2 separate regions of the Homo sapiens genome follow, and region 1 is linked to region 2. The links are chromatin contacts, found by Hi-C or POLR2A ChIA-PET in ENCODE. All regions are on one chromosome and are shown on one strand. Each heading gives the region's core, a stretch centred on a gene start or an enhancer-like site at or near the end of the contact. The rest is flanking DNA. Distances are from core to core; before and after follow the strand shown. Region 1 overlaps MADD (MAP kinase activating death domain). Region 2 holds the start of PSMC3 (proteasome 26S subunit, ATPase 3).

Region 1 (6,513 bases), core at 1,919-4,418, 98 kb before region 2:
GTGAAGCCCCACAGACCCTGGCCAGGCCGCAGACCCTCAGGGGAGGTGGATGCCTGACTGACGTGGCTGTCTCCCTCCCTCCGCTAGCCGTTGTAGCTCTCTTTCAGGAACGTAGCTGGGCAGCTTTGGTTTAACAGGAAATGGCTGCGCAGGCTGCCAGCAGCCCCTTAGTATATTTTCAATTTAGGACTTAGGGCAGTAGCCAACCCCAAAGACCTTAGGACCATCCCAGAGAGGGGTCTACCTAAGTGCTTTTCTGGACCACAAAGGTGTCAGTACTTCTTGGGGAGCAGACTTCTGACCACATTTTAGCGCCGTGGCCTCTGAAGATGAGATCTTGCTGAGCAACGCCCAGGTGCTCTGCCCTGTTCCTCGTCCTGCCCTTGGCATAGCCCCACTGGGCAGCCATCCAAGCCAGTCTGTGGTTGAAGGCTTGGCCCCTAGAAGATAGACTGCAGAGAAGGGGAGGAAAGCCCGGGTTCTCAATCTCACCTCACAGTTAGTAATGAGATAGCGACCTGCCCCCTATTCTGCCACACAGTGTTCAGTTGGAGTGGAGGAGGCAGCAGACCTCCTGGTGGAGCTGTGCAGTCTGGGGTAAATGGGAAAAGCACAGGCTTCGGTGTGAGGACATGCTTGGATTTGAAGCCCAGCTTCCACGTTCATGGGCAAAGAAACTTTCTGATCCATAGTTTCCTCATGTAGAAAATGGGGGTAATACTATTTACTGTGTCACGTAGTAGGTGCAGAGATTAGAAATCGTATTTGTAAAACCCCAAGTAGGTGCTCAGCAAGTGGTAGCTGATATTATTATCACCACATACCTCTTGGGAGATCCTGGATCCTGTTTCAAGGAGGATACCAACACCTCCCACCCTGAGGACAGTCTGAGGGGAGCTTTGCGCCCGTGCCAGCCCTCTGCGCCGGAGGAGGATGCATGGAAGGGTAGAGACCTAATGGGCTGAGTGGGGACCCCTGGGGCACTGTGTCTTACAAGCACTGCCCTGGGCAGAGGGTACGGGCGGGCAGCCCAGGCCAGCAGCAGGGCCTTCGGGTTGGGTTTGACCATTCAAACTAACGCCTTCATTTCTCTCCCATGCTTTCTCCTCCGGCCAGGAGCGGAAGGTACATGCCCTTTCTGCTATCTTCGCTTCTTAGCGCTTTTGAGTTGTGTGCGTGTGGATTCTTCTGTCCTCTCTTTGGGAAATAGACTTTCTTTGTGTGGGTGGGGCTGTAGCTGGGAGAGTGTGCTGTGTGGGGCAGGGGTGGAGCCTGTGGGCCTTACCCCGGCCTCCCTCCCTCTCTTGCAGGTTTTCATAGAGCTGAATCACATTAAAAAGTGCAATACAGTTCGAGGCGTCTTTGTCCTGGAGGAATTTGGTAATTACACTATTTTGCTCTTAGGTCTGGACTCACATGGCAGTAACTCAAACCTCGGAGCTCCAGAGGAGGGTCTAGGGGCAGGGAGAAGAAGAACCTCTGTAGAGAAGTCAGGAGGAGCAGGAGTGACAAGGAAGAAAAGGGACCCCTGAGATGAGAGCCGGGATGTGGAAGGGAAAGATAGATAATGGATCGCAGAAGAGCAAATGGGGCCTCAGGTGGGTTTCGAGTTTAGAGGTGGTCCTGAAGCAGCTCAGTGAAGTAGCACCACCTCCCCGTGCTGGGCCAGCCAGTGGTCAGAAAGTTTGGGACACAGCAGACTGGCGACCCCCAAGCTCCACTATGTCCATGTCACCTGCTGCAATCTCTCTAGCAGCCCAGTGCGCTAGCCAGCCTCCCTGGCGCCGCTCTGGTCTCCACCTGGCCTCTGTGCCAGACAAAGGGGCACCGGGCGTCGCAGGCAGACTCACTTGAGGGACAGAGGAGTCTAGCGGGACAGCTGTAGCCGGAAGCTGGGAGCCAGCGCTAGGGAGTGGTGTAGTGGGTTCTCACCCTGGGGCTTTGAGTTCCTGCTGTGTTTGTGCTTCATTCTTTTGTGCCCCTCATCGCTGCTATGAAAACCTTCGTTCTCCAGCAGGTAAAGTGACCTCGGCTCGTGCTGCCTCTCCCCAGGTCTCTGCCTTGGGCCCTGCCCTGGGTGGGTAGCTCCCATCGAACCAGCTCCTCACACTGCCAGCTCGTCTCTTCCTTTCTCCCCTACCCTCTTTCTTCCTACCTTGCCTCCCCCTTCTCACCGGCTCACTGGACTTTCCTCCCCGTGTGTTCCCTTCTCTCTTCTGTCAGAGAGATACTTGGGGGAATCTTCCAACTCGGGAGAATGGCCTGGGGCTTCTTGCTCTACCTTTGATGAGTTTATTCCCTGCTGACCCTGGGTTCCCCCAAATTCTACCTCCCAGGGTCAGAAGAAGGTACGGCCAATTCTCCTCCTGCCTTTTCTGGCCCCCAGGGAGATGCCAGGCCCCTCTGCTCCCAGTCTCAAGGGGCCATGATGGTGGCTGAGCCTGGGGGGCCTACTCCTTCCTCTGGCCAAGCAGAACCCCTGCATGGCTGGAGCGGGGGGACTCTCACTCTTGCCTTCTGGGCTGTGGACATGTGTGTATTTTGCCTGATGCTCCCTGTCACCTCCCTCCCTGGGTGCTGTACTCGCCTGTCTTCTGCTGGGTGTGTTGCTCCAGAGCCCTCAGACGCTCTCCCTCACACAGGCAGGTCTGGGCTTCTCCTGCCACTCAGGGAAGGACACTGCCACATCCTGTGGGTTTATATCATGTTACCTCTTCATCCAGCCTCAAGACCCTCTGTGTAGGGGGCTGGGAATAACGGGAACTGTGTTTAACATGACCCAATTTTCAGGCTGGTGACGAGTTCACGGGTGTCTCAGCAAAGTTGGACACAAGCTAGAGAGAGCTCTCTCCTCCCAGCCAAAACCTGGGAATTCCCCACTGCAGCTCCTCAGGGGCCCTGGACAGTAGCTGTGACCAGGCTGGTGAAAGGCCCGTCCCTCCCATCCAGGGCTTTCAAAGAAGTGGGTAGAATCACGGCCATCAAGTAAACGCCACTGCGGATGACAGAGGCCTAGCTGAGGAGGCTAGGGCCATGTCCTCCCAGCTGGCAGAGTCTGGACAGAGCCTCTGGTGGCCTCTGCCCTGTCATAGCCTAAGCTGCTGCAGCCACTGTGAGAGGCCACAGAGGGGAAGGGGACCCTGACGCCGGGCGCTGCCGCCTGGGGGAGCATGGCACGATTGCTCTTAGTGTTGAACTTTCTGTTTTGTCTCTTGCCCGTCCGGTTTTAGTTCCTGAAATTAAAGAAGTGGTGAGCCACAAGTACAAGACACCAATGGTGAGTGTGCCGCTCAACCCTGATGGGCCACGGTGCGCAGGGCTCCCTGGGGGACCTTCGGACAGGAGGAGGGGAGGGCCCTCTGAGCGCACAGGGGTGAGTGGGGACCTCGTTTTGTTGCCAAAGGTTCAACTCAGGCTGAAACAGGTCTTGAGCCCTGAGAGACAGACACACACACACGGATCCCCTCTCCCATGGGGACAGCTTCCTTGCTTGGAGCTCACGTTTAGCCCAGAGGCCCATGCCCAGTGTTAGGGCAGGAGTTGCCCATTGGCAGATCCTTCACATATGGAGATGGAGGAGTCTCAGTATCGTGATCCGCCTGGTTTTCTCTCCTCTAGGCCCACGAAATCTGCTACTCCGTATTATGTCTCTTCTCGTACGTGGCTGCAGTTCATAGCAGTGAGGAAGATCTCAGAACCCCGCCCCGGCCTGTCTCTAGCTGATGGAGAGGGGCTACGCAGCTGCCCCAGCCCAGGGCACGCCCCTGGCCCCTTGCTGTTCCCAAGTGCACGATGCTGCTGTGACTGAGGAGTGGATGATGCTCGTGTGTCCTCTGCAAGCCCCCTGCTGTGGCTTGGTTGGTTACCGGTTATGTGTCCCTCTGAGTGTGTCTTGAGCGTGTCCACCTTCTCCCTCTCCACTCCCAGAAGACCAAACTGCCTTCCCCTCAGGGCTCAAGAATGTGTACAGTCTGTGGGGCCGGTGTGAACCCACTATTTTGTGTCCTTGAGACATTTGTGTTGTGGTTCCTTGTCCTTGTCCCTGGCGTTATAACTGTCCACTGCAAGAGTCTGGCTCTCCCTTCTCTGTGACCCGGCATGACTGGGCGCCTGGAGCAGTTTCACTCTGTGAGGAGTGAGGGAACCCTGGGGCTCACCCTCTCAGAGGAAGGGCACAGAGAGGAAGGGAAGAATTGGGGGGCAGCCGGAGTGAGTGGCAGCCTCCCTGCTTCCTTCTGCATTCCCAAGCCGGCAGCTACTGCCCAGGGCCCGCAGTGTTGGCTGCTGCCTGCCACAGCCTCTGTGACTGCAGTGGAGCGGCGAATTCCCTGTGGCCTGCCATGCCTTCGGCATCAGAGGATGGAGTGGTCGAGGCTAGTGGAGTCCCAGGGACCGCTGGCTGCTCTGCCTGAGCATCAGGGAGGGGGCAGGAAAGACCAAGCTGGGTTTGCACATCTGTCTGCAGGCTGTCTCTCCAGGCACGGGGTGTCAGGAGGGAGAGACAGCCTGGGTATGGGCAAGAAATGACTGTAAATATTTCAGCCCCACATTATTTATAGAAAATGTACAGTTGTGTGAATGTGAAATAAATGTCCTCAACTCCCTTCAGGCTCCCTGGCTGCCTTGTGTTAAATGACACCTCCTCTTGGCTCAGGCCTGAGGAAAGCTATCCCTGGACTCTAAAAAGTCACCTCAGGCTGGAAGGAAGGAAGGAGATGAGGTCATCCATGTCCAAGCTTTGGCACACGGAGGCCCCAGCTCCCCTGTTCTGGGCTCCTAGAGCAAGGCTGCGGGAGGAGCTTTCCTTCCTGGGCACCTGAGGGCCCTGCAGAGAGCTGGGCTGCCATGAATGAACAGGCTGCTAGAGGGAGCAGCCAGACTGGGCGTCCTCACCTGAACTGAGATTAAGTGAAAGAAAGCCAAGGCCCTGGCCCTCTCCGTTCCCTTACAGGTGGGTATGGTCGAGAGAGGTGTGGTGATTCAGCCAGGGCCTCCCACAGGGCCCCGGACTCCTGGCCAGGAGTGTCTTCCACTGCATAGAACTCCCAGAAGCTCCCCTAGGAGCTGCCTTCATGGAATTCTGTCCTGGAAAAACCTGGCTGCACTCTCAGGGAATTTGAGACCTGCTGGCTTCCCGCGCCCAAAAGGAAACAGATGCTCGGATTTAGGCTCCCCATGGGGGAAGTGAGAGCAGAGTGGGGCCCTGGCCCTGACACCTTTCTGGTGCCCAGCGTCCTGGACTGGATTGGGTTGCTGTCTCCCACCGGGGATATGGGTCTGAACCCGCTGCTGGCTTATTGCTGGCTGGGACTCCAAAGCCACCTAGTGCAGCTCCACCCCAGCACAATCACAACACTGAGATTCTGCCTCACCCCACCTCCAGGCGGTTGTGACCACGGCCCCTGGCACAAGGATCACGCTGAGCACCTGGGACCAGTTAAATGCACTTTCCGCTGTCACAGCTCAGTTTCATCATCTGAAGAGTGAATGCTGTAGGGGAAGACAGGTTCCTTCTAGCGTTAATGTTTTATGAACTCAGAAACCACTCTGGGCCTGGTTTAATCATCGGGAAAACAAAACAAAAAACAGTATCTGCTCTCACTTTGCTGTGAAGATCAATGTCCCTGGGCTTTTTTCTTTTTTTTTTTTTGAGACATGGTCTCACTCCATCACCCAGGCTGAAGTGCAGTGGCATGATCTCGGCCCACCTCAAACTCTACCTCCTGGGTTCAGGTGATTCTCCTGCCTCAGCCTTCCAAATAGCTGGGATTATAGGCGCGCCACCTTGCCCAGCTAATTTTTGTATTTTTAGTAGAGACGGGGTTTCACCATGTTGGCCAGGCTGGTCTTGATCTCCTGACCTCAGGTGATCGGCCCGCCTCCGCCTCCCAAAGTGCTGGGATAACAGGCATGAGCCACCGCACCTGGCCATCCCCTGTGCATTTTTATGAAAACAGGCACACCGAAATTGAGAAGAGTGAGTTCTCTGTGACTGCACTTATCTTTTATTGCCCAATAAACATTGGGAAGACATAGCAGGCCAGAAAGGCCTGTCCCCAGACATTGTTTCTTGAGGCCACCCTCCTTTTACCCCAAAGATCCAGGGGCTTCCTTCAGGAGCCCTGTGGACCAGTCTGTGCAACACCCACTCAGGACTGCCCGACAACTGCCCTGCTGATCCCCCATCGCAGCACAGGAGACACACTTGTCACACATACATCCAACAGTAGGGAGGGGTTTCCCCAACTTCCCTCCAGGCTCCTGGCACGGGGCTGGCATCCGGTTGTACCTGCAACACAGGTTATCTTACGAGTGAATGGAGGGCCCCTACAGCCTCCCATTTACTGATGGCTGCCCCAGGACCAAGGGCCAGGGCTCAGCCACTGACTTGTGCCCTGGGTGTCGGGTGGTACATACCTGGCCATCCCCAGGAGCCAGCCTGGTCACTGAGGCACTGCAGAAGAGGAGGCCATGTCACTGTGTCCTCCCAGCCTTCTGGAAGCTATTGCCCAT
Region 2 (6,591 bases), core at 1,647-4,146:
TTGGGAGGCCAAGGCACGCGGATCACCTGAGGTTGGGAGTTCGAGACCAGCCTGACCAACATGGAGAAACCCCGTCTCTACTAAAAATACTCCGCTAAAATTAGCCAGGCTTGGTGTCGCATGCCTGTAATCCCAGCTACTCGAGAGGCTGAGGCAGAATTGCTTGAACCCGGGAGGCAGAGGTTGCGGTGAGCCGAGATCGTGCCATTGCACTCCAGCATGGGCAGTAAAAGCAAAACTCCATCTCGGAAAAAAAAAAAAAAAGGACACTGGGCCAAGAACCAGGAGCCTGGGCTCCAGTCCTGGCTCTGGTCTCTCTGTGATCCTGGGCAAGGCATTTAAACTCTCTGGGCTTCAGTCTCCTCACCTGTCACATGGCACCCCTCCCTTCCTCCCTAGGTTGCTATGAGGATGAAAGACACATTAGGGAGATGAGCTGCATCAATGGCGTGGAGAAACTAAAAGGCTGACAAGGCTGCTGGCAGCTGCCGTGCCTCCCTCACCTCCTGGATCTGCTTGTCCAAACCCCCAATGTCACTGTATTGCTCCGTGGGCCTCTCGTCTACCTCCATGGCCTTCACCCGCGAGTCATACTCTGTGGGCAGCGTCTCCAGGATCAGATAGGAGTCTTTGTTCACACCCTAAGGACACAGCACAGGGCCTTCAGATTTGGCCCAGCTCAAGGGCTACCCAACTGACTGGGTGACAGGTGTCTGCAGAGGGAAAGACACAGGACTGGGCAATACAAGAATCAAACAGCAAGTAGACAGAATCCCAGACTCTCGGAGCTGTTCTGCCAAGATTCAGAGCCAACAGTGACCTGGGGCGGGTACAGGGGCTCAGCTAGTCACCAGAAAAGCACTGCCTGGGCTCAGGCCCCACTCACCACCAGGTCTCCTGGCTTTAGCTTTTCAGCATCCACCAACCCAATCACAGGAAGGAAGTACGTCTGTGGACAAGTTACAGGGGCAGTCTCAGTTAGTGTCCTCAGGGAAGGCTCCCTAGTCCTGTCCCACATCCGCTCCTCACCCTCCTCCAGTCTCTCATTGCTGAGCCACGCTCACCTGTCGTGTAGAGGTTTTGATCACAGCACACTTGCCCTTCCTCTGGGAGTCCAGGTCAATATTGGCACCATCCTCCTCTTGGTCATTAGGATCAACATCCAGGAGCTGGGAAGGAAAAAATACTCAGCTCCTTGAACTCCCCAAGGCCCAGTGCTTCCTAAGACAGTTCCTAATACCTGCAGGGCTGGCCATCCTTACCTCCCTCCTCCAATAGCCCTGAGCCCACCAAACGTGGGTGCCCCTGCTAAGCCCAGGGATTGATCTCTGTGTAGGTGCTGCTCCTCTGCACAGGGCTCATCTACCCCGGAGGAGACATAACCAACAGAAAAGGAGACACGTGAGACCTCCCAGGACTTTGCAGGCCCCGTCTTCCCCATGAAAGTGCCCCAGGAGGTGTAGCTCTGACATGCAGTTTGGCCTCAATACCTCCACCCACTCTTTCCCTAGTGGCCCCACCCCAGGCTGTCCCCATTCCCTGCTGACTCCCTCTCTTCCCCTCCACATACACACACACCTCGATGACGTTGGAGACAAGGTACGGCAGGGTCTTGTTCACTTTGATTTTCTCACTGTTCTCTTTTATCTTGTCCTTCATGGCTTGGAGCTCATGGGTGACTCTCAACACTTCACTCTTCATGATCTGAGATCAGGAGGGGAGGAGAAGCAAATATAAACCCTGGCACAGCTTATGCTAGAGCCCTGTAACTAGTGAGGTCCAGGGTGCCCAGGGGACCCTCCCGCATCCATTCATCCAGCTCTGAGGCTCTCTGAAGGCAGAGTCTGACTGTGTCCACATCCTGCAGAAGTCAAAAGAGGAGGCCAGTTTGGAAACCTCCTGGTGAAATAGTGGTAGTATTGGAATAAAAGCAGGCCTCCGAGAGAGGCAAACATAGGTTTTAGGTTCTGCCTCATAGTAAGAACTGGGTGCTTTATCGCAGTACAAACCTCTCTGGGCCTGTCTCCTCATCTGTAAAATAGGCATTTTACTAAAAGAAGGATTCTTGAGAGGATTATTCCCAGTTCTCACTGGGAAAGGCAATCTGATAACTTCTCATCTCAGCCCAGGCCTCCCACCACCCCCTACCTGTCTTCTTGTCCCTTTTAAGGCTTAGTTTTCTTTCCTCTCTTCCTGATATGAGGGGGAAGCCCGAGCCCCATGTCTCCCCCAGGGTGCCCGATTAGGAAGTACGAGAGGCGACTCGGATCGCCGGGGCCTGTCCTGTGGGGGCTCCATCGCCCGCACAGGAGCTGTGCGCCCACCTTGATCTCACTGTCCAGCAGCCGTGTGCGCTGGATGATCTCCTCCGTGGACATCTTGAGCACCTCCTCCCCAATTCCATCTTGCTGTAAAAAATTATTTGTTTATTTATATATTTACTTTTACTCAGGACAAGCATCCCTCGTTCTCCGAACCCACTCACAGCCTCAGTTTCCACGCCCATAAAACCAGGATGGAGTCAGGACCCCTGCCCACATCCCAAACAACCCCGTCCCCGGGATCGGGCCAGACCTTGACCCCCAGCCACCTCCTTCCCTCTTGTCAATGGCGTCTCCCTGCGGGCCCCGGTTCCCGGACCGCCAGCTCGCCCGGTGCCCACCTCGGCCTCATCCCACACGGTCGCCATCTTCTCCTGCCGAGTCACTGGACTCTCAATATTCGGCAGCAGATTCATTTCCTGGAGGAGCGGGCAGAAGATGGGACCAGGCGGGAGCCGCAACGGGAGATTAATACCGTCTTTCTTAAAGCCTTCTCTTGACCAGTGGAAAACCTCTCCCCACAAATCCCGACTCTTGACCCGACCAGCTCCGGCCGTGCTGCGGAGCAGCGAATCTGCCTCTCCGATTCCAAAGACCAACCCCTGGCCACAGGCCCCGCCCCCGCGGACCCCGAAACGTTCCCGCCCGCGTCCTATTTTTGCCGGGCGCGAGAGGTGGGGCCGCTATTGGCCGACACGCGCGTTGGGGGCGGGGCCTATGTGTAAAACCGGAAAGGGAGGGAGAAGGGTGGGATCCGCGAGGGCCTTTGGGAAATGTAGTCTTTAATCTGGCCCGTGACAGATGCTTGCGGAGGGGCGCGTTCAAACTCAGACCGTGACCCCGCTAGGAATAAGGGGATTTACACAATGACACTGCCTCCCAATTAATAAACGACATAGGCCAGCCGTGTGCAAAGGGCCAAAAAGGCATGCCACCTCAGTCCGCATTTTTACAATTATTTAAGTACAAGCTGGCCACCCGGAGTTACGGGAGGGAATCATTAACCAGCTTTAAAGAGAAATCGCTGCTGCTCCTAACGTCAGAGCAGGCTTCACGGAATTGTCCACGTGGGAAGAACTCAATTGACCATCAGCCTCTACGATTAAAAACATTATGACTCGGGCCGGGCGCGGTGGCTCACGCCTGTAATCCCAGCACTTTGGGAGGCCGAGGCGGGCGGATCACGAGGTCAGGAGATCGAGACCATCCTGGCTAACACGGTGAAACCCCGTCTCTACTAAATATACAAAAAATTAGCCGGGCGTGGTGGTGGGCGCCCGTAGTCCCAGCTACTCCGGGCTGAGCCAGGAGAATGGCATGAACCTCGGAGGCGGAGCTTGCAGTGAGCCGTGATCGCGCCACTGCACTCCAGCCTGGGCGACAGAGCGAGACTCCGTCTCAAAAAAAATTATGTCTCGTATCTGCAATTGTTTGTTTTCTCTGACCATGGTTAGTAATCTCAGTGAGCAGAGCGGGTCTCCGGATCATGGGAGACTCATTCGTTGTACCCTTGTCGGCTATTTTAAATGATCTCTCCTTATCCTTTGAGGTGAGCCCTGGAGCCCCTTTAAAGGGAACTTCATGTAAGCAACATAGCTTATATTTCAAGTCAAACCATCACAAACACTCTGTTAACCTGATGAAAATCTGTGCAATCGTTGCCTTTTTTTTGTTTGCTTGTTTGTTTTTTGTTTTTTGAGACGGAGTCTCGCTCTGTCGCCCAGGCTGGAATGCAGTGGCGCGGTCTCTCCCTACCGCAACCTCCGCCTCCCGGGTTCAATGGATTCTCCTGCCTCAGCCTCTCAAGTAGCTGGGATTACAGGCACCCACCACCACGCCCAACTAATTTTTGTATTTTTAGTAGAGACAAGGTTTCACCATGTTGACCAGGCTGGTCTCAAACTCCTGGGCGTAAGTGATCTTCCTGCCTCAGCCTCCTAAAGTGTTGGTACTATAGGCATGAACCACTACACCTAGCCTTTGCAGTAGTTTTTTTTGGAACACGGTTGAAAGCAGAATTTTTTTCTTTAAATAACAACATGTACAGCTGCTCACTCAGGCTGACAAAGCGTCTCCTCAAGTAACAGTGCTTTATTCCATTCTCTCAACAAGCCTGCCTTGTGGACAGACTGAATTACCATTCTCAAATTTAAATAAGCATAGGGAGGCTCAGAGAGGTTAAGTGCCTTGCTGGAGGTTATTCAGTGAGTCACTGGCAGCACTAGGACTGCTGACCCCAAATTCTCACTTTGAGTTGCCCGATAGGAGCCAAGAAGCCCAGAGGGGAAAGACTGTCCAATCTGTGCTGGTCCCACTATGCCTGGGTCAGTTGGGTCCCATTCTGGGGCCTACTTTTGGAGATCCTGACAAATACGAATATGTTTAGAAAGCCTCCAGCCTGGGCCTAGGAGGGATGCAGACATTCTCCCCTTAACCAACTTTTAGGTAGGCTCTTCTGAGCCATCTTTTTTTTTTTTTTTTTTTTTTTGAGACGGAGTTTCGCTCTGTCGCCCAGGCTGGAGTGCAGTGGCGGGATCTCGGCTCACTGCAAGCTCCGCCTCCCGGGTTCACGCCATTCTCCTGCCTCAGCCTCCCAAGTAGCTGGGACTACAGGCGCCCGCCACTACGCCCGGCTAATTTTTTGTATTTTTAGTAGAGACGGGGTTTCACCGTTTTAGCCGGGATGGCCTCGATCTCCTGACCTCGTGATCCGCCCGCCTCGGCCTCCCAAAGTGCTGGGACTACAGGCATGAGCCACCGCGCCCGGCCTGAGCCATCTTTTTTTGACTAGGCCTTGTGGGCTGTTCCTTCATCCCTGTCATCAACCTGTCTAACCCTGTTTTCACAAAAATCCTGCTAGTCAGTTTAACGGAATCCCCCCACCCCTGATACCTCATCCCTCTAGATATATGATCCAGGTCCTCATTTATCCTTCACCTTTGAAGTATAAGCCCTTGGCCTGCTTTTTTTTTTTTTTTTTTTTTTTTTGAGACGAAGTCTTGCTCTGTCGCCCAGGCTTGAGTTCAGTGGTGCGATCTTGGCTCACTGCAACCTCCGCCTCCTGTGTTCAAGCAATTCTCCTGTCTCAGCCTCCTGAGTAGCTGGGATTACAGACACCCACCACCAAGCCCAGCTAATTTTTGTATTTTAGTAGAGACGGGGTGTCACCATGTTGGCCAGGATGGTCTCGACCGCCTCATGATCCTCTCGCCTCCACCTCCCAAAGTGCTGGGATTAGAGGCGTGAGCCACTGCACCCGGCCCTGAACATCTCCTTCTTTAATCCTGGCTAGAATGACAGGGATTGATTATCTTGGGAGCCCAGGAGTAGGAATGTCTTGGGGAGATGGGAGAAAAAGGAGAATAGTTTATGAAGGTTCACTCTGCTCAAAAAGGTCAAGGAAGTACCAGGAGGTCAGTCCCAGCAAGGAGCTGGGAACCTGGAGCAGAGCATGTCTTCAGGGAGAAAGAGGTTGGCTGAATTAGGGACCTCTGGTCCATCTGGGCCTCTAGAGAGAAGAGGTCTAGGCCAGGCCTAGAACAGATGTTTCTGTCTTGGCATCAAGCTAGGGTGAGAGCCACCAGGCCAAAACCCTGGAGTCATTCTTTGTTTTTGTTTGTTTGTTTTGAGACAGAGTCTCAGTCTGTCACCCAGGCTGGAGTGCAGTGGTGATTCTCCCACCTCAGCCTCCTGAGTAGCTGGGACTACAGATGCACACCACCACACCCAGCTAATTTTTGTGTTTTTGGTTTTTTTTTTCTGAGACAGAGTTTCACTCTTGTTGTCCAGGCTGGAGTGCAGTGGCACGATCTGGGCTCACTGCAACCTCCACCTCCTGGGTTCAAGCAATTCTCCTGCCTCAGCCTCCCGAGTAGCTGGGATTACAGGCATGCACCACCATGCCTGGCTAATTTTGTATTTTTAGTAGAGGTGGGGTTTCTCCATGTTGGTCAGGCTGGTCTTGAACTCCTAACCTCAGGTGATCCACCCGTCTTGGCCTCCCAAAGTGCTGGGATTACTTTACCTTAAACAAATATCCAGAATTCAGAAATAGTAAGATCTGAATCAAAACAATCAAGCGGAGGGTGTGGAGCTTGGTGGGGCTTTTGGGGGTAAACAAGATTGTCCATGTGCTGAAATGCATAGTTAAGGCTGAGATGGAAATCATTGGTTTCTCTCCTTTTGTATCTATTTGAAAATTTCCAAAACGAAAGATATAACTCCTCCTAACCCCCTTGAATAGGACCATTTCTCACTCCCTCCATTGCCT

Evidence for each region. A loop is a pair of places that touch in the nucleus more often than their neighbours do. ChIA-PET counts read pairs that join two places held with the same protein, here RNA polymerase II (POLR2A). Pooled maps may share reads with other maps.
Region 1: a map of B cell shows a loop between it and region 2 (14-fold over the local background). The contact joins the enhancer-like site here to the promoter of PSMC3 in region 2. A Hi-C loop is called at or near these places in 3 of 168 maps with a recorded cell type or tissue (B cell, CD14-positive monocyte and naive thymus-derived CD4-positive, alpha-beta T cell) and 9 of 50 pooled maps. POLR2A ChIA-PET finds 5 or more read pairs at or near these places in 3 of 52 experiments (A549, activated CD4-positive, alpha-beta T cell and naive thymus-derived CD8-positive, alpha-beta T cell).

What each region holds. Positions count from the first base shown.
Region 1 is chr11:47,325,428-47,331,940 of GRCh38, forward strand. It overlaps MADD (MAP kinase activating death domain), which reads left to right. Exons shown (of 37, transcript NM_001376571.1): 34 at 1,117-1,125; 35 at 1,311-1,380; 36 at 3,231-3,277; 37 at 3,619-4,604. The coding sequence ends at 3,723. MYBPC3 (myosin binding protein C3) reads right to left here. Exons shown (of 35, transcript NM_000256.3): 34 at 6,418-6,454; 35 at 5,979-6,289. The coding sequence ends at 6,444. Among named protein-coding and RNA genes, the nearest start is that of MYBPC3, 24 kb to the right of the region's middle. Within about 2 kb of position 3,169, at least 3 of the 41 ENCODE cell types and tissues checked have a DNase peak (open chromatin) inside an H3K27ac peak, as active enhancers do; they include B cell, where a contact is called at or near this core.
Region 2 is chr11:47,423,543-47,430,133 of GRCh38, forward strand. PSMC3 (proteasome 26S subunit, ATPase 3) reads right to left here and starts at 2,897. Exons shown (of 12, transcript NM_002804.5): 1 at 2,663-2,897; 2 at 2,325-2,408; 3 at 1,579-1,704; 4 at 1,065-1,169; 5 at 887-949; 6 at 504-641. The coding sequence starts at 2,737. RefSeq lists silencers at 2,524-2,735, 3,006-3,135 and an enhancer at 2,706-2,905.